Regions from separate parts of the Homo sapiens genome. Here regions 2 and 3 are each linked to region 1. Evidence: read pairs that join two places in POLR2A ChIA-PET (ENCODE). Cell type or tissue: PC-3. All regions are shown on one strand. Links, peaks and the distances in the headings refer to the core of each region. The heading gives the core; the rest is flanking DNA. Region 1 holds the start of SDF2L1 (stromal cell derived factor 2 like 1). Region 2 overlaps YPEL1 (yippee like 1). Region 3 overlaps PPIL2 (peptidylprolyl isomerase like 2).

Region 1 (7,397 bases), core at 1,402-6,401:
ATGAGCAACTGTGCCCCGCCCAACACTGGAGTTTGACCGGCTCAGTGGAGTAGTGGTGTACATTGGAGTTGCTCATGTGACTGCTTTCAGCTGCTCATTGAACTGAGGCTGGAGCATTCCAGGGTCCCTCTCTATGTGGCCTCTTACCACGTAGTAATCTGGCACTTCATTACAGTAAGGTGCATTCTCTAGCTTCCTAGAAGGATAAAGCCAGACCTGCCAGCGTTCTTATGGCCGGTGCTCAGAAGTCCCCAAACAGCACTTCTTCGGCATTCGATTGGTCAAAACAAGTTGCGTAGCGGGGCTCGGTGGCTCCAGCCTGTAATCCCAGCACTTTGGGAGGCCGAGGCGGGCGGATCACGAGGTCAGGAGATCGAGACCACGGTGAAACCCCGTCTCTACTAAAAATACAAAAAATTAGCCGGGCTCGGTGGCGGGCGCCTGTAGGCCCAGCTACTCGGGAGGCTGAGGCAGGAGAATGGCGTGAACCCGGGAGGCGGAGCTTGCAGTGAGCCGAGATCGCGCCACTGTACTCCAGCCTGGGCGACAGAGCGAGACTCCGTCTCAAAAAAACAAAACAAAACAAAACAAAACAAAACAAGTTGCGCTACCTACTCAGATTCAAGGAAAGGCGAAATGGACTCCATGTCTTTTCTTTGGCTTATGGGGATGGGAGGAATTGTTAGTGGTCATATTTGGAGACTAGCTACCACCCTTCCTCCTCTCCACAGCTGATTGTACCTTGAGCAGCCCTTGTTGAGCCAATCAGATTCTCTCTTGAGAACCTGAACCTTAAGACAAATTATAGTTGGTAGGTGGAGGGCACTGGAGATGCCATAATCAGCCCTGAGGAGCTGCCCATAGGGTGAGCAGGGGAAGGTGGTCTGCAGCAGGAGGCCGGAGAAGGGAACAGCAAAGAGAGGCGACCAGGCTGCCCCTGAGAGTCAAGGGAGTGCTACGTTGGCTTCCCCAACTCTGGGTCTGGTATCTCAGCCTACTTAGAATCCTATCTTGCTTGTCAGGAAGATTGCCTGCTGTGTCCTCAGCCTCCTACGGTCCTAAATGCAATTGGGAAATGGCTGGCAGGTTCTAGCAGGGAACTGGCATGATCTTTTGATCTATGCTTTTACCACTTTTCTTTTGAGACGAAGTCTTACTTTATTGCCCAGGATGGAGGACAGTGGCGCGATCTTGGCTCACTGCAACCTCTGCCTCCTGGGTTCAAGTGATTCTCCCACCTCCGCCCTCCGAGCAGCTGGGATTACAGGCACATGAGACCATGCCTGGCTAATTTTTGCATTTTTAGTAGAGACGGGGTTTCACCATGTCTGGTCTGGAATTCCTGACCTCAGGTGATCCTCCTGCCTTCGCCTCCCAAAGTGCTGGGATTACAGGTGTGGGCCACCGGGCCCGGCCTATACCTGTAATCTTAACACTTTGGAAGGCCAAGGCGGGTGGATCACCTGAGGTCAGGAGTTCAAGACCAGCCAGGCCAACATGGTGAAACCCCGTCTCAACTAAAAGTACACAAATTAGCCAGGCCAACATGGTGAAAACCCGTCTCTACTAAAAATACAAAAATTAGCTGGGTGTGGTGATACATGCCTGTAATCCCAGCTACTCAGGGGGCTGAGGCAGGAGAATTGCCTGAACCCGGGAGGCAGAGGTTGCAGCAGTGAGCCGAGATCGTGCCACTGCACTCCAGCCTGAGTGACAGAGTAAGACTCCGTCTCAAAAAAAAAAAAAAAAAAAAAAAAAAAAAGACTTCTTGAATGATGCACATGGGAGACTCAAAAGTTTGAAAAAAAAAAAAAAAAAGGCTGGGTGCCGTGGTGGCTCATGCCTGTAATCCCAGCACTTTGGGAGGCTGAGGCAGGTGGATCACCTGAGGTCAGAAGTTTGAGACCAGCCTGGTCAACATGGTGAAACCCTGTCTCTACTAAATATATTTAAAAAAGTAGCCGGGCGTGATGATGCATGCCTGTAATCCCAGATACTCAGGAGGCTGAGGCAGGAGAATCACTTGAACCCAGGAGGTGGAGGTTGCAGTGAGCCGAGATCGCGCCATTACACTCCAGCCTGGGTAACAAGAGCGAAACTCCGTATTAAAGAAAAAAAAATTGTTGAATGAGATGTGAGGAGCAAGGTAAAGAGACGAATGAAAGAAGAATCCCAAGTTTTGGGCCTGAGCATCTGCAGAATGGAGGTGCCATTTACTGAGACTCATAAGCCTGGGGGAGGGGTAGTTTGAGGGCGGAGACCAGGAATTCTGCTTTGGATGTGCTGATTTTGAGATGATGGCTGACATGTCCAAGAGTATATATCCATCGCCTCTCAGATAGTACTTCAGCTCTTCCACCCTAGACTGGAGACCCCTCAAGTGCAGGGACTACCAAATCCAGGGCAGACTGACTTTTAACCGTTTGGACACCTAAATGCTGAAAAGATCAAGGTGTCTTATACTACATGTAACTCAAAATCAAAACAGTATTAAACACGAAACCCCCAAAATAACATGTTGCTGTAATGAAAATGGCTTTACTCTGGATTTTCTGAACGCAAAATTCTGGATGATTTAATTAAATATGAACTTTTCTCTCTGCTTTGCCTGTGCTTCAACTACACCCTAGTCAGACTCTTGAGCCCAGAGCTATTTGCTCTGTGACCCCACAGGATCTGGAGTGAAGCTGCTGTAACAATGTCCCATGAATGAATAAATAAACAGAGGTGTAAGTTTTCCTCCCTTGAAGGTTGAGCTGACAACACTCTGAGAAGGCGGCAAGAAGGAGACCTACTCATGGCCAGGAGACCTGGGACACGGTCGCCCAGGCATGGTTCCCACAGCCCCTTGGTCTCCTTTGACTCTGGTTTCCTAAGACAGCTTTGGGACTTTCTGGTGAGAAGCTGCCATTATTCTCAACGCTACAGCTCCCTGCTGCCCTCTCCTGCCCGATGACCCAGTGACCACGAGATTTAGCCACGAAAGGAGTCAAATGTATAAGTGGCCAGGGGAATTCAGAAACCCCAGGGTCTAGGGACTGTGGTGACCCAGTATCAGAGAGGGCCTAGGGCCGAATGACTGGAGGTTTCATTAATCCCGGGGTCCAGGGACTTAAGGACTGATCCCGATTCAGTGACCCCGGGATCTGTCGACTTTGTGACCACAAAATCTAGCGATCCAACAACCTCAAGACCCTGCAGCTGCGGGCCCAGGTTCTGAGGGGAGAGACTCATTACTGAGTGCCCAGGAGTCCAGGATCAAGGGGCGTCGTGAAAACGTGCCTGCAGGGTCCTAGGATCCTGAGCCGGTGTCCAGGGACTCACCGGCTGCGAGGAGCCGCGTCTTCACCAACTGTTCACGCTCACTCTCCGCGGCTCGGAGACTCAGCCGCCCTTCCCTGGGCACTCATTGGTAAGTCCTCGGAAGCGTGGACCAATCAAAACCCTCCTCGTGTCTCCAGTCCCCGCCCAGCTACGGCTCTCGCGAACCGGGGGCGGGCCCTCCCCGCGCTGACCCAGTGGCAGTGCAAGCGGAGTGCCGCGCGGGCCGACTATTGGCTGCCGCAAGCGGGCGCTGTCAGAACCGGATTGGGCCGCGGCGGGGACGGAAGCGGCCCCTGGGCCCGAGGGGCTGGAGCCGGGCCGGGGCGATGTGGAGCGCGGGCCGCGGCGGGGCTGCCTGGCCGGTGCTGTTGGGGCTGCTGCTGGCGCTGTTAGTGCCGGGCGGTGGTGCCGCCAAGACCGGTGCGGAGCTCGTGACCTGCGGGTCGGTGCTGAAGCTGCTCAATACGCACCACCGCGTGCGGCTGCACTCGCACGACATCAAATACGGATCCGGTGCGTGGGGCCAGCGACTGGGAGAGCGCGGGGAACCGGGGCTCGGGGTTGGGAGTGTGGAGACAGGGTGGTCATGGGGGTCTGTGGGCCGTCTGGAAGCCGGGCGGCGGGGGCTCTAGAGTCGTTGGGAGGTCGAGGGGCCAAAGCTTTGAGGGTGTCGAGGATATTGAGGGTGGGGACGGTCGTCGGGGAACTGCGGGCCCAAAGACTGAGGGGGTGTCAGGCGGGGGCTGGGGGTGAGCCCTTGGGGTCCCCTGGGACATGTTCTGGTCCCAGGGCGAGGGTCCGGGGTTCCGCGATTGACGGAGACCCTGGGTGTGTGGGGTGTCACTCCTCAGGCAGCGGCCAGCAATCGGTGACCGGCGTAGAGGCGTCGGACGACGCCAATAGCTACTGGCGGATCCGCGGCGGCTCGGAGGGCGGGTGCCCGCGCGGGTCCCCGGTGCGCTGCGGGCAGGCGGTGAGGCTCACGCATGTGCTTACGGGCAAGAACCTGCACACGCACCACTTCCCGTCGCCGCTGTCCAACAACCAGGTGAGCCCCTCCCGGAGCCCCCAGAGAGACTCCTGGCCTGTGTGAGGGGCCAGAGACAGAGCCCTGGGTTCCAATCCGAGCCTCAGCTTCTTCGTGAAATGGAAATTTCACTTCAGAGATGGTTACTGAGCGCCCCCTCGGGGGACACAGAGTAACTCCGCCAGGATCCTGCCCTCAGGTGCTCCCGGCCCGGCAGGGAGAACGACGGGAGAGAGATCCGGAGAGATACGCCTGGATAGCTCTTCCTCTGGTGGCAAGTGGGACCCAGGAGGGGAATCCACACAGCCTTGAGGGTGGGGAATAGGAAACTCCACTGGGGAGGAGGAACTCAGGCTAGATCTGAAAGGATGATTAGGAGTCCTACAAGCCACAAAGGGGAAAGAGAGACTTCCCAGGCCAGCAGAAGAGATTGTGCCAATGCATGGAGGTCATTGGAATTCAGGGGATTGGAATGGAACAGTGGGTGCCCTTGGGGAGCTGGTGGAAGAAAATGTTTGAGATAGATAGACAGCTTGACTGTTAGCCTGAGGGGCTGAATTTTAGGCTGAAGGTAGGTCAGAGGGGTTAGGACTGGGAAAATGTGGAGGAGGAGGCCTTAGCTCCGTGGGGACCAGTGGTCTCTGCACAGACAGATGCAATGGTGTGTGCATGTGTCTGAAGAGCCCATGCTGGGGAGGGAGTGCTAGAGGTTGCGGGGGCGGGTCATGGTGTCACCTTTTGCAGCTGTGGGAGCTGAGGCTCCAGGAAGGGTAGGGAAGAACCCGAGGCTCGGTGTACTAGGTGCGAATGCCGCCTTCTGTGGTGACCACTGTCTTCTCATCCTTTGCACCTATAGGAGGTGAGTGCCTTTGGGGAAGACGGCGAGGGCGACGACCTGGACCTATGGACAGTGCGCTGCTCTGGACAGCACTGGGAGCGTGAGGCTGCTGTGCGCTTCCAGCATGTGGGCACCTCTGTGTTCCTGTCAGTCACGGGTGAGCAGTATGGAAGCCCCATCCGTGGGCAGCATGAGGTCCACGGCATGCCCAGTGCCAACACGCACAATACGTGGAAGGCCATGGAAGGCATCTTCATCAAGCCTAGTGTGGAGCCCTCTGCAGGTCACGATGAACTCTGAGTGTGTGGATGGATGGGTGGATGGAGGGTGGCAGGTGGGGCGTCTGCAGGGCCACTCTTGGCAGAGACTTTGGGTTTGTAGGGGTCCTCAAGTGCCTTTGTGATTAAAGAATGTTGGTCTATGATTGCGTTTCACTGTGAGCCTGAGGATGACCAGGAGGTGCCAGCCCAGGCCCAGTTGATCATTTCTTCCTCAGTGCAAAACCTGTCTCCAGCCCAGCCTGACTGCTGAATCTGTCCAAACCCTTTATTATTTTTTTTTCGGGGGGCGGGGGGGAGGTTTGCTTTTTTTTTTTTTTTTGAGACGAACTCTCGCTCTTGTCCCCCAGGCTGGAGTGCAATGGCGTAATCTCAGCTCACTGCCATCTCCGTCTCCCGGGTTCAAGTGATTCTCCTGCCTCAGCCTCCCGAGGAGCTGGGATTATAGGCACCTGCTACCACACCCGGTTAATTTTTATATATATATTTTAAGTAGAGATGGGGTTTCACCATGTTGGCCAGGCTGGTCTCGAACCCCTGACCTCAGGTGATCTGCCTACCTCAGCCTCCCAAAGTGCTGGGATTAAAGGTGTGAGCCACCATGCCCGGCCTGGGTTTTGCTTTTTTTTTTTTTTTTTTTTTTTGAGGCGGAGTCTTGCTCTGTCACCCAGGCTGGAGTGCAATGGCACTATCTCGGCTCACTGCAAGCTCCGCCTCCTGGGTTCACGCCATTCTCCTGCCTCAGCCTCCCAAGTAGCTGGGACTACAGGCACCCGCCACTGTGCCCGGCTAATTTGTTTTGTATTTTTAGTAGAGACGGGGTTTCACTGTGTTAGCCAGGATGGTTTCAATCTCCTGACCTCGTGATCTGCCCGCCTCGGCCTCCCAAAGTGCTGGGATTACAGGCGTGAGCCACCGCGCCAGGCCGGTTTTGCTTTTTTAGAGATGGTCTCACTCCGTTGCCCAGTCTGGAGTGCAGTGGCATGATCATAGCTCACTGTAAACTTGAACTCCTGGGCTCAAGTGATCTTTCCACTTCAGCCTCCTGACTAGCTGGGACTACAGGCACACACCACCATGCCCATCTAATTATTATTTCTGATGAGACAGGATCTTGCTCTGTCATCCAGGCTGGTGTACTGGCAGTGATCATAGCTCACCGCATTCTGGGCTCAAGTGATTTTCCCACCTCAGCCTCCCAAGTAGCTGGGACTACAGGCATGTGCCACCATGCCTGGCTAATTTTTTTTTTTTTGAGATGGCGTCTTGCTCTGTTGCCAGGCTGGAGTGCAGTGACACAATCTCCGCTCACTGCAGATTCCGCCTCCCAGGTTCAAGCCATTCTCCTGCCTCAGCCTCCTGAGTAGCTGGGATTACAGGCACGTGCCACCACGCCCAGCTAATGTTTGCATTTTTAGTAGAGATGGGGTTTCATGATGTTGGCCAGGCTGGTCTCGAACTCCCAGCCTCAGGTGATCTGCCCACCTCGCCCTCCCAAAGTGCTGGGATTATAGGCATGAGCCACCGTGTCTGCCCTCTCTGGCTAATTTTTAAAATTGTTTTAGTAGAGACAAGGTCTCACTGTGCTGCCCTGGTGGGTCTCAAATTCCTGAGCTCAAATGATCCTTCCACCTCTGCCCCCATAAAGTGCTGGGATTACAGTTGTATTACTTTTATTTTGAGACAGGGTCTTACTGTTTTGTCCTGGCTGGACTCGAACTGCATGGCTCAAGCCTCCTCCTGCCTCAGTCTCTCAAGTGGCTGGGATTACAGGTGGATGCCACTGTGCAATCTTTTTTTTTTTTTTTTTTTTTTTTTGAGACGGAGTCTCGCTCTGTCACCCAGGCTGGAGTGCAGTGGCGCGATCTCGGCTCACTGCAAGCTCTGCCTCCCAGGTTCACACCATTCTCCTGCCTCAGCCTCCCAAGTA
Region 2 (7,397 bases), core at 1-5,000, 67 kb after region 1:
AATATAAAAATTAGCAGGGCATGGTGGCTGTGAGCCTGTACTCCCAGCTACTTGGGAGGCTGAGGCAGGAGAATCGCTTGAGCACGAGAGGTGGAGGTTGCAGTGAGCTGAGATTATGCCATTGTACTCCAGCCTGGGTGACAGGAGAAGCCCTGTCTAAAAATAAATAAATAAATAAATAAAAATAAAAATAGTCATAAAAGTCATAAAATACTAAGTGAGGAAAAGTTAGCTGTAAAGTGAGTGTCATTTGAGCCCTTTATTTAAAGTGAAAAATGTGTTTCTATTAAAACAAAATAAAGACAACAGATGCCAAACTACTAACAGTGACATCTCCAAGGAATGGAGCCGGACAAGGCAGGAGGAAGAAGCAAGTCTCCTCGTTTACACATACACATTATTTTAATGTGATTATGTGCAATATTATATAATTTAAAAAAAATTAAAAGGACCTGGCACAGTGCCTCATGCCTATAATCCCAGCACTTTCGGAGGCCAAAGTGGGAGGATCACTTGAGGCCAGGAGTTCGAGACCAGCCTGGACAACATGGTGAAACCCCCTCTACTAAAAATACAAAAAATTAGCCTGGTGTGGTGGCGCACACCTGTAGTCCCAGCTACTCAGAAGGCTGAGACAGAAGACTTGCTTGAACCCGGGAGACAGAGGTTGCAGTGAGTGGAGATGGCACCACTGCACTCTAGCCTGGGCGACAAAGCAAGGCTCCATCTCAAACAACAACAACAGCAACAACAAAAAACAAGAGCCCCCAGTTGTCCCTGGTAGACTTCTCACCTGAGCATGAACTAAACCTGTGTTTTAAGCTGTTGAGATCTGGGGAGGCTCTTTTTCCTCAGCATTCAGGCTTAAAAATGAGTATTCCCTTAAGTGGCATTCTGGGATTAGGAATATTATTCTATGTTCAGTTTAACTAATAATCATCTTATAGACTTTTCCCACATCCTCATCAGTCTTCAATATTCTGGACTGAATTTCCTAATTCTCACCTACTCTGAAAGTCCTTATTTTTAAATAGGGTTTGGCTCAGAGACAAGAGCAGCTCTGTGATTCAGATTCAGAGCTGTCTTATCAGAGTTGGCGCCAGCAAACTCCTCCTGTAAATTAGGGCCAGGAGATAAGTAGTTTAGGCTTTGGAGGACATATGGTCCCTGTTCTAATTACTCTGTAAACAGATGAGCACAGCTGTGATCTATTAAAACTTTGCATAAACAGGTGGTGTGGCAGATTTGGACCACAGATCAGAGTTTGCTAACTAAATGGAGCCTTCTAGTAACCAGAGCTGCCTACAGCAGCAACAGGCTCCCTCGAGCCAGGGGATTCCTTGTTAGTGACAAATACAAACTTAGAGGCTGTGAAGACAGTGCCTCTCGCCTCGCAGGTACTGGATTCTGTTCTGCGTGGCAGGTGTTCTCGATGGTCTCAATGAATCCTCATCAGAATCACCACGGAAGGGAGAAAAGCTCACTCTAGTCGTCATCTTGCCACCTCGCCCGGCCCATCACCCATGGAGGCACGAGGTCTGATCCTTCCTGGTGGCCTGTGTGCTCAGAGAGCTTAGTTCTCAGCACTTTTTTTCATCCTGAAATGCTCATTTGGCACCAAATGACTTCTGAGCAGGCTTCTGCCTTTTTTTTTTTTTTTTTTTTTTGAGACAGAGTCTTACTCTGTCACCCAGGCTGGAGTGCAGTGGTGTGATCTCAGCTCACTGCAACCTCTGCCTCCCAGGTTGAAGCAATTCTCATGTCTCAGTCTCCCAAATAGCTGGGATTACAGGTGTGTGCCACCATGCCCAGCTAATTTTTTTGTACTTTATTAATAGAGACAGTGTTTTACCATGTTGGCCATGCTGGTCTTGAACTCCTGACCTCAAGTGATCCACCCATCTTGGCCTTCCAAAGTTCTGGGATTACAGGTGTAAGCCACCAAGCCCAGCCAGGCTTCTATTCTTGATACAATTTTTTTTTTTTTTTTTTTTTTTAAGACAGAGTTTCGCTCTTGTTGCCCAGGCTGGAGTGCAATGGCGCGATCTCGACTCACTGCAACCTCCGCCTCCCAGGTTCAAACGATTCTCCTGCCTCAGCCTCCCAAGTAGCTGGGATTACAGGCATGTGCCACCACACCCGGCTAATTTTGTATTTTTTTTAGTAGAGACGGGGTTTCTCCATGTTGGTCAGGCTGGTCTGGTCTCAAACTCCTGACCTCAAGTGATCCGCCCACCTCGGTCTCCCAAAGTGCTGGGATTACAGGGGTGAGCCACCACGCCCAGCTGATACAATTTTTAAAACAGCTCATTGATGACCTCCAGGCTGTTCAACAGAAGCATCTCAAATTCCTTTTGACCATGTAGCAAGGAACACACCTGGCATGCTTCCGAAACAAAACCATGCATGGGGCCGGACATTGACCACCTCTCAGTGCTCAGGTCACCTGCTTAGGTCATGGCCAACACACAGGTGTCACGGGGCTCCACAAGGCCACAAGCTTCACTGCCCCTACCCAGGGGCCCAGAGCAGCTCCGCCTCTCATTACCTCATGTCATTTTACACACTAAGCCTACCTCAGAAAACACCGAGGAAATGGGGTGCCTGGCTCCTTCCACTTCTCACCTCACACTTCCCAGTGCACACAGGAGCCCCAGAGGCAATGAGAGAGCAGAAACTCTGCCTCGTTCAACAGTTTCTATCTCAGATGATGAACAGAAATGAGGAGCCTCTCACTATTACCTACTGAAAATACAAGCAGGTAAATGTTCTTCTCTTGAGTTAAACAGGAAACCTAAGAGATTCCTGGCTGGGCGTGGTGACTCACACCTATAATCCCAGCACTTTGGGAGGCCAAGGCAGGAGGATCGCTTGAGGCCAGGAGTACAAGACCAGCCTTGGCAACATGGTAAAACCCTGTCTCTACAAGAAAAAATAAAAGTAAATAAAATACCTATTTAAAAAAAGAAGAAAAGATTTCTGAAAGGCACAACTTCCTGACAAACTTTGTTCCCAAAGTGGTCGTGACCTGTGAAGATGGGGAGACGTCATGACCTGAGGATGGGGGGAGGTCATGGCCTGTGAGGATGGGGGGAGGTCATGACCTATAAGGATGAGTGGAGGTAATGATCCGTGAGGATGGGTGCAAGTCATGAATTGAGCATGGGGGAGGTCATGACCTGTGAGGATGTGGGAGGTCATGACCTGAGGATCGGTGGTCATGACGTATGAGGATGCGGGGAGTTCATGACCTGAGGCTGGGGGGATGTCATGACCTGAGGATGGGTGGAGAACACTGTCATTCCGACTGAGCATCAGCTCCTCCATGATGTTTGGCCTGTTTAAATGTTCACAACTGGTTGATGATCAACGCCACACACTGCTAATGAGGAGCTCAGCACAGTAAGGAGGGGCCAGGGGATCTTGTTTACATCTTCAAGGCTGCTCATGGGTTCTATGCACAGAGACCAGCCAGAGCTTCACCCAGGGCTCCTACACAACCGACAAACGCAGCCACACCCTCTGGGGCATTTTTCTGAGCAACCCCTTTCCTTCTTAACCATGCTGAGTTTTTAAAATGTCTTAATACCCTTATTATTAAACCATTTCCACAGATTTTTCTAGACTTCTTTTGCTCATTCAGTCCTCTCTGGCTTTCTGCTGTGAGTAACAAGTGATTCACCTTGCCCCTCGTAATCCCTGGGAGTGCCAGCTGCCTGGCCCTGGAAAACCGCCCACCATGCCAGGATCACATCTGAGATCGTGGCACAGCCACACTTAACCATGCACAAAACGCTCACCAATGCTGCCTAGAAGGCTCTAGACGTTCAGGACACAGCAGACTCAGGAAGTCATGTGATGCTTAAATATTCTTCCACTATGTAGGTACCACAATGACAGATAATCATTGTGCCATCAATTTTTTGGCATAAGCCACTTGCCTTGGAGATGAGCTCGTCATGATTGGCCAGGTGTGCTCTGCAGTGGATACAGCTGTACGTTCGGTGACAGTTCGGCAGATACGCTTGGAAAGTTTTGGACTTTGTCATTTTCACCATCTCTCCTGGGCACTCCTCACTCAGCTCAGGGCTGGTTCTGGAAGAACCGTGGCTCTGCTGGCCTCTCTGACAAAAGCAACACTGGAAAATGCACGCAAGAGCCGTCGTTGTCCAGGAGGGCGTGTGGCACTGTCCACACAGCTGGGACGAGAGAAAAACGTAACCTGCCAACCAATCAGACAAAGTGGTGGGTTACAGAGAGAACATGCGTGTGAAGCAGGTACATATGGGATTCATGTGTTGTGAAGCAACACGCGGGGTGGGGGGGTGGCAGGACTAGAATTTTTTTTTTTTTTTGAGATGGAGTCTCACTCTGTTGCCCAGGCTGGAGTGCAGTGGCGCAATCTCAGCTCGCTGCAACCTCCTCCTCCTGGGTTCAAGCGATTCTTCTACCTCAGCCTCTGAGTAGCTGGGATTACAGGAACACGCCACCAAGCCTGGCCTCCCAAAGTGCTGGGATTACAAGCACCACTGCGCCTGACCAAGATCCAACTCTTTAGTATCAATTGTAGACAAAATGAACACTGACACCATGCCACTGCTTAACCACTTTACATTTAGTTGGAAGTGAAAAAATGAACTCCTTTTACATGCAAATAATTTGAGAAAAACATTGATTCAAATTCTTCTTATACCAGGTTTGGCTTTGGAAACATGAAAGGAGAGGCAGAACCAAGACGCCCGGTGAGTGGGCCCGGTGGCAGGGCTGGATGCACCCCACCCCGAATCCGGGAATTCACCACGCAGAGCACCAGGACATTGAGGAATGTGAGTGATGGATCCAGTATTATTTAATCTTTAAGAAATTCCAGTCCTGAAATAAACCCTTATGTATGGTCACATGATCTTCAACAGGGTGTCAAGACCATTCAATGGGGAAAGGACAGTCTTTCAACAAATGGTGTCACAACAACTGGATATCCACCTGCAAAAATATAAAGTTGGACTCTTACCTAACACCGTATACAAATTAACTCAAAATAAAAGACCTAAATGTGAGAGCTAAGACTATAAAACTCTTAGAAGGAAACACAGGGGAAAAGCTTCATGACATTGGATGTGGCAATCATCTCTTGGATACGATACCAAAAGCATGGGCAGCAAAAGAAAAACAGACACATTAGACTTCGTAAAAATTCAAAACTTCTGGCTCGGTGCAGTGCTCACGCCTGTGGTCCCAGCACTTTGGGAGGCTGAGGTGGGTGGACCACTTGAGCCCAGGAACTCAAAACCAGCCTGGGCAACAAAGCAATACCTCATCTCAACTAAAAATACACAAAATTAGCTGGGTGTGGTCCCTGTGCCTGTGGTCCCAGCTACTTGGGATAGCTGAGGTGGGAGGATGGCTTGAGCCTGGGAAGTTGAGGCTCAAGTGAGCTGAGATCGTCCAACTGCACTCCAGCCTGAGCAACAGAGTGAAACCCTGTCTCTAAATAAATAAATAAAAACTTTTGTGCTTCAAAGGATACTATCAACAGAGGCAACCCAGAGAATGAGGGAAAATATTTTTAAATCATATACCTGATAAGGTGTTAATATCTAGAATACATATATTCTATATTCTCTCTATACATATTCTCTATATATCCATATTCTCTATATATCCTAGTTATTGGAATATGTAAAAAAAAAAAAAAAAAACAACTACAACTCAGCAAATCAAACAAACAGGTTAAAAAATGGATAAAGGGCCGGGTATGGGCCCGGCGTGGTGGCTCACGCCTGTAATCCCAGCATTATGGGAGGCCGAAGAAGGTGGATCACTAGGTCAGGAGATCGAGACCACCCTAGTCAACATGGCGAAACCCCGTCTCTACTAAAAATACAAAAAATTAGCCGGGCGTGGTGGCGGGTGCTTGTAGTCCCAGCTACTTGGGAGGCCGAGGCAGCAGAATTGCTTGAACCCAGGAGGCAGCGGTTGCAGTGAGCCGAGACCATATCACTGCACTCCAGCCTGGGCGACAGAGTGAGACTACATCTCAAAAAAAAAAAAAAAAGGAAAATGGATAAAGGACCTATGTATCTATATTCTCTATATATTCTAGTTGTTAGAATATGTTAAAAAAAACTCAGCAAAAAGAAACACAATCTGATTAAAAAATGGACAAAGGACCTATATATCTATATTCTATATAGTTATTAGAATATATTTAAGAAACTCCTACAACTCAACAAAACAACCCCAATCTGATTAAAAATGGACAAAGGACTTATATAAACATTTCTCCGAAGAAGATATACAGATGGCCCACAAGCACGTGAAAAGGTGCTCCATGTCACTGATCCTGAGGGAGGCAGACAAGGACCACGTTGAGACACCACCACACACCCTCTAGGACGGCTACTATCAACGCGCACACACGGAAAATAAGCGTTGGTGAGGATGTGGAGGAATTGGAGCCTTGTGCATTGAGGGTAAAAATGTAAAATGCTGGAGGCACTATGGGAAACAGTATGGTAATTCCTCAAAAAACGAAATATAGAATTACCATGGGCTCCAGCAATTCCACTGCTGGGTATAAATCCACGAGAACTGAAAACAGGGTCTCAAAGCCATGTCTGCACACCCATGCTCACAGCGACATTATCCACAACAGCCACGAGGGGGAAGCAACAGTGTGTCCCTCCACAAACGGGCATTCTCATGATCAAAATGTGGCGTCTGCATACAGTGGAATGTTATCCAGCCTTTAACAGGAGGGGGCTCCTGTCACAGCTACAGCATGGAGGAACCCTGAGGACACTATGCTCAGTGAAGTAAGCCAGTCACAAAGGACAAATATTGTATGAGGTACTTAGAGTAGTGGGACTCAGAGACAGAAAGAGCTGCCAGGGGCAGGGGAGTCCCCGCTTCATGGGTGCAGTGTTTCAGTTTTGCAACATGAAGAATTCTGGAGGTTGGAGGGTGGCGATGGCTGTACAAAAATGTGAATATATTTAATGTCACTGAACTGTACACTTAGAAATGGTTAAGATGGTAAGAGTTATGTGTACTGACTACAATTATTTTAAAGAAGAGTGTATCATTTTTACATTTCTAAGGTCTCATTAACAAAAGAAGGTTAAGTCCATGACTGATGCTGCCATCATCAGCAACAGGACGTGCGCCAAGTTTTCCTGGTGGCACCACCCCAGCCTGGCCTGTGACAAGGGGCCTGCAGAGAGTCAGGCACACCGGATTTTCTTTCAGGCCAAACAGAAGAGCAAGGGTTTCCCCAAATTCGAGAGCACGGGGCTGGGAAGAAGAGCCAAGCGCCAGCAGTGTCCTCACACCTGCTCCTCCTGAGATGCACCCCCCACCGCCCCCCACCCCATGTGACCTCTGCTCCGGCAGCAGCC
Region 3 (5,139 bases), core at 140-5,139, 56 kb after region 1:
GGGACAGCCTATTTATACAACCAGTGTGGTCCCCTGACCAACGCCATTACCTGGGACAAGTTTTCAGACCCCAGACTTACTGAGCCTAAGCCTCTGCAGGGTGGGCTTCTCGGTCTGTTTTGACAAAACTTCAGGGGCTTCTGAAGGCTGGTGTTGGACGGCAGCATTGAGTTTCCTGCCGTGCCCTGCCTGAGCTCTCAGGGCCCTGCTCACCTGCTCTGGCTGTGAACCACCTGGGCTTCATCTCAAGCCTGCCTGGCGTCTCTGTGCCCCTGTGAGAATCTTGAGGGGACCCACACTGGGTTGAGGCCAGTGTCTCCTGCTGTGAGAACAAGTGGATGTCCCTCTCCCCGCCCTCCTGCTGAAGTGGCCTTGCTGCTCTCAGGCCCGGCCACTGGGCTCCAAGACTCTGCTCCTCCTGTCAGTCACTGACTCTGATGGCCTTGGGCCAGCTGCATCAGCAGCCCTTAAAGAAAGACCCCTCCCTCAACCCCCATTTTTCTGTTAAATGTGCCCCTGGCTGGCTTTTTCTTCGTCTTCAGCCCAGGCCAGTGGTCAGTGTTCTCATGTCATGGACTCTCCTTGCCTGACACTTGCCTCTTGGGCTCCCTGTTGCCCTCAGGCCACCCCCCACTTCTAGTTCTTCACACTAAGCCCTAACTTAGGCCTTGTTCTTGGTTTTCTCATTTTTGTTGCCCCAAATCTTGAACCTGTCAGCAACTTGCAGGCTGTACCTCTGCCCTTCCTTTTCTCATCAATCACTGATGCTGAAGCTGCAGGCCTGAGCCCTTTGTCTCCCTGGATGCTGGGTGGCGCCTCATCTGCATCTCTGCCTCACCCCATCCACTGCCACAGGCTGCCTGATGACCACTAGAGGTATGTCTGCCCCTCGTCACCCTGCTGCACACCAATCTGTGGCCCTTCATCATGCTAAGAACAAGAACTGCGCCATGGCTGGCTCCTTCTCTTCTCCAGCCCATCCCTCTGCAGCCTGTCATCCCTGTCTGTGACCATTGGTCGGGCCCCTGGGCTCTAGAGTGACTTTTGACGCCCTCCATCCCTCCCGCCAGGCACTGTCCTCCGCAAGGCCTGGTGCAGCCCTGGCAGTAACTGGCTTGTAAGAGGCTCAGACACCAAGCTGGGCCTGCAGAGGAGGGGCACAGTAGGACACAGTGACTGCCCAGGTGTCCACACACCTGTAGGCCTCTGAGCCAGCGTCCAGGGTACAGGTGCGGGTGGTGGGGATGAAGGCCTGACCAGGGAGGGAGAAGCAGGTTTGGAGAGGACCCTGTGCCCACCCTGACAGACACCCTGGCTGGCCCTGACTGACTGTATTCTCTGGCCACATTCAAGTCCCCCATTGGTGGGGGCAGAGAAGTAGGACCAGGCCATCCTTGGCTCCAGAGCTCGAAGACCCCAAGACAGCCCTCTGCTCTCAGCGGCGCCACAGAGAGCCTGGGCTCAGCCTTCTGCATCAGGACATGGCCTCGTCCACTGAGGGCACGATTTAAACATTTGACATCAGAAGCTTTATTTGTAAACCTCACACAGATAAGGACCAAGGGCTGGCGGTGTGGCCAGAGGACAGGGGAAGCTGAAGGCCCCGTGCTTGAGCTCGGCAGTCCTGCTCCTTGCAGTGAAGCCACCATGGGTGACCGTCCAGCCTCACCCGGTGGCCTGCACAGTGAGGGAAGGGCTTCAGGGCCATCTGCTCCCAGGGCAGGGGACAGGCCACCAAGGACCTTTGGCAAATGAAGGTTTACATTTCTGTAGTTTGTTTGTTTTAGAGCTTAATTTGTAGTTTTTTAGCTATTAAAACCATTTGAATTTTTAACGACCTGATGAGGGCATCAGGTAAATTAAAGGATTTTGGGAAGATTCTTATTTTCAATTCTAATATCTGACAGATGCCATCAAGAATAAGCATTAAGGTATAAAAAATACTGTGTGTATAAAACAATGCCAAACCACATTCCTACAGCAAATGCACTGTGCCATTTATAACCCTGACATCACCTCCCAAGGCTCTCAAGGAAGATTTATTTTAAATAACTTAAATAGAAGTCCTAGATGATATTGTTTAGGAATTTAAGAGGGTGGTGGATATGGTCCTGTGAATAGCACTTCCCCTGAAGCCAGCTCATGGTCTGTTCATTTGGTTTAAAAATGAGCTTGTATTTTGCAGAAGCCCAACAAAAAAAAAGTGATAAAAGTGTTGTTGGTATAAATTACAAAAAAAAAAAAAAATACAAAAGTCATAAGACTACTAGTAAAAAATGTTCAATCAATGCCGTCACAAAAGACAGTACAAAAACCAAAGTGCCCAAATAGAAGGAGCAGCGAACTTGCCCAAAACAGAAAAGCTCTAAATAGAACTTTAGTATATACAAAAACCACTCGGTAGAGTTTTAGAAGTTTCTTCCATGTAAGTGAAGCATCTTGAGTCACTCAGGACTTGGCTGTCCTCGCACCCGTGGCAGGCTGGGGACGGCACGAACCTCCAACTGTTTCCCCTAGTCCCCGGGGCATCGGAGGCTGGGTTCCCACATGGGAGAGGAATGAAGACTCACTCAAAGGGAAGGGTCAGTTTAAGATAAGTTTTCAGTGAACTCCTTCTTCCACCCGGGAAGGTGTCTTTCAGCCTCTTCACAGTCTCAAGACAATTGACTGAAGCCACAGGCATTGCTAACTTCATGGGCCAGCTTGTGGGCGGAGCCTCTTCAGGCTTGAGACCATGGCAGCAAGAGCCCTGCAGCGTGCAGTGACCCCTGCGCTCTGGGTGGCTGCACGCGAGCTCAGGAGGACAGGATGTGCTGGGCCAGCCTAAACCCTCGGGGGAGACTAGCGCAGGGATAAAGCAGCTTGCAGGGCCATAGCCGGATGTGGAGGCTTCCAAGACAGTACAAAGATTTCCTTCCTTTCCTAAGTGGAAGATGTGCTTTAAAGGAACTTCTGCCTCTGTCACTCCTGCTGAGTGGATGCATCTCAGTGCCATGCCCACCAGGGCAGCGGCATTTCCCACCTGCCAAGGCTTCCAGGCTTGGGCAAAGAGATGGCACCCAAAGGCATGCTGTGTGTGGGCAGTGAGCTCGAGTGGGCACAGCCCAGTGCCTGCCTGGACCGCAGGTCTGGGTTTAGGAAGGGCTGAAGTCGGGGGAGGTGTGAAGCTGGGCAGGTGGCCACGTTCTTATTGTCAGCCAGCTCGCACTCTTGCCCCTAGACTAGCCTTGTCTGAAGGCAGCTTCAGAGCCACTTGCCAGGCTGAGAACTATCCGGGCTCAGTGCTCTCCTATCTGCTGCCCCTCGGTCCCCCTGCCTGCCCTCTGCCCTGAGACAAGTTACTAAATGTTGAAAACCAAACTTATCTGGGAGTGGTTTTTGACCTCCATCCTCTGCAAAGTGGCCTAAACCCTTATGGGGTGCCCACTCCTGGTGGAGGGCAGGTGGATGAGTGGATTGTAATTTATAATAAAATATATGGCAGAAACACAGGCCTTAGGAGATTGCACAGGCCCCTCTATCAGTTCAAGTGACATGGGACAGCACCACGCAGGGACGGGCAACGCGTCTAGCAGGCCAGGCGTCTTCATGCACAAAGGCTAAACTTGTTGCTTTAACCTTTTCTGAACAAATTTTAAACATTCTGGCAAATGTCAAGTTTTGAAGTTTTTCCTGTGGGTTCTGGCCTCTTTCATATGCAAAAATAATTCTTTTTCTTCAAGTACATCCAGGGTAGAAAATGAAATCTGACTTTTCCTCGGTCCAGTGTGTTACTCTATAGACATGGACCAGCCACTCAGCAACTGCCTGACACCTAAGCTGCTGTCACTGCTGAGGGCACAACCCCTGGTACCAGACCCTGTGAGGCTGTCACCTCAGTAAGGGCACCTCTGCGGGCCCCGGGACAGCCTTCTCTAAGGGCTAGCTCACCTGCTTTCTAGATAAGGAATCTACTGGCTTAAATAAACATGTTCCACTAGACACCATTCTCAATTTAGAGTGTATCTAAAATGTCATCTGTGCTGGCCTCTGTTTTTGAACAAGCTAAAAACCAAAAATGCCCTTAGTGTATAAGTCTGTTGACTGCCTCTGGAAGATTCTTAAATAACACTGTACTTTAAGGGTTCATTTGCAAGAGGAATAGCCAATTTGAAGTTCTGCAAATTTAAGAAAAACAGCGGGGTGGAGGGTGGGCTACAATACCTTTTCTCTAAAAAAGGGAATGGTGAGACTTGCTATCTAAAGAGACCCTGTCCCTGTGGTCTTCAGAGACTCAGTCTGGTTCTCTCTTGTTTTAAATTGAGACGGAGTCTCGCCCTATTGCCAGGCTGGAGTGCAGTGGCGCGATCTTGGCTCACTGCAACCTCCGCCTCCTGGGTTCAAGTGATTCTCGTGCCTCAGCCTCCCGAGTAGCTGGGATTAAAGGCATGCGCCACCATACCCAGCTTTTTTTTTTTTTTTTGAGACGATGTCTCACTTTTGTCCCCCAGGCTGGAGTGCGATGGCATGATCTTAGCTCACTGCAACCTCCGTGTCCCAGGTTCAAGTGATTCTCCTGCCTTAGCCTCCTGAGTAGCTAAGATTACAGGCACTCGCCACCATGCCCGGCTAATTTTCGTATTTTTAGTAGAGATGGGGTTTCACCATGTTGGCCAGGCTGATCTAGAACTCCTGACCTCAGGTGATCCACCCATCTTGGCCTCCCAAAGTGCTGGGATTACAGGCGTGAGCCACCGCACCCGGCCCCAGTTTGGTTTTCAACTGAACCTTAAAAAAGCAGAGCCCAACTATATTGAAGACAAAGGTGAAAGGAAGATATTAACTAGGCAGGTAAGTCATCAGTTGGTTAATTCTTTCTCTAGAACTTGAGAAGTTAGAAAAAGCTCATTGAAAATTTTCAGAAACAACTGTGTACACGAAGAGGACAGATCCGAGGGACACCTTACCCACAGAGATGGCCGAGAGTGTCAAGAGCTATGCGCAGCTAGCCTTTGAGGTCAGAGGGCAAGAAAGGCTGTCACCAGATGCTCCTACGTTTCCATTACATTCACAGTTTCTTTCACAAAACAGCATTCAAAGGAGAAGGGAAAGTTCGCACATTACTCCCAGCCATTGTCTTTGATCATATGAGCAAGCTCA

Evidence for each region. Peaks named below come from ENCODE experiments on the same cell type or tissue, not always from the same donor. Only the 100,000 strongest peaks of a DNase experiment are listed, where the experiment ranks them.
Region 2: POLR2A ChIA-PET joins it to region 1 with 10 read pairs; 7 of 35 experiments call an interaction of 5 or more read pairs at or near these places.
Region 3: POLR2A ChIA-PET joins it to region 1 with 10 read pairs; 9 of 35 experiments call an interaction of 5 or more read pairs at or near these places.

Annotation. Positions count from the first base shown.
Region 1 is chr22:21,638,687-21,646,083 of GRCh38, forward strand. SDF2L1 (stromal cell derived factor 2 like 1) reads left to right here and starts at 3,616. Exons shown (of 3, transcript NM_022044.3): 1 at 3,616-3,837; 2 at 4,176-4,372; 3 at 5,208-5,613. The coding sequence starts at 3,651. The coding sequence ends at 5,489. RefSeq lists a silencer at 3,425-3,854. In PC-3, for the core only: CTCF peaks have their summits at 2,974 (motif pointing left), 4,505 (motif pointing left), 4,705 and 5,473 (motif pointing left); a DNase peak (open chromatin) is centred at 3,455; H3K4me3 peaks cover 2,549 bases; H3K27ac peaks cover 1,636 bases.
Region 2 is chr22:21,706,687-21,714,083 of GRCh38, forward strand. It overlaps YPEL1 (yippee like 1), which reads right to left. Exons shown (of 5, transcript NM_013313.5): 2 at 3,942-4,222. The coding sequence starts at 4,058. Among named protein-coding and RNA genes, the nearest start is that of YPEL1, 25 kb to the right of the region's middle. RefSeq lists enhancers at 3,357-4,556, 6,925-6,974 and a silencer at 7,183-7,341. In PC-3, for the core only: no CTCF peak of the experiment used is centred there; no DNase peak of the experiment used is centred there.
Region 3 is chr22:21,696,030-21,701,168 of GRCh38, forward strand. PPIL2 (peptidylprolyl isomerase like 2) reads left to right here. Exons shown (of 20, transcript NM_014337.4): 20 at 1-1,878. YPEL1 (yippee like 1) reads right to left here. Exons shown (of 5, transcript NM_013313.5): 5 at 1,507-5,139. The coding sequence ends at 5,100. Among named protein-coding and RNA genes, the nearest start is that of PPIL2, 33 kb to the left of the region's middle. In PC-3, for the core only: no CTCF peak of the experiment used is centred there; no DNase peak of the experiment used is centred there.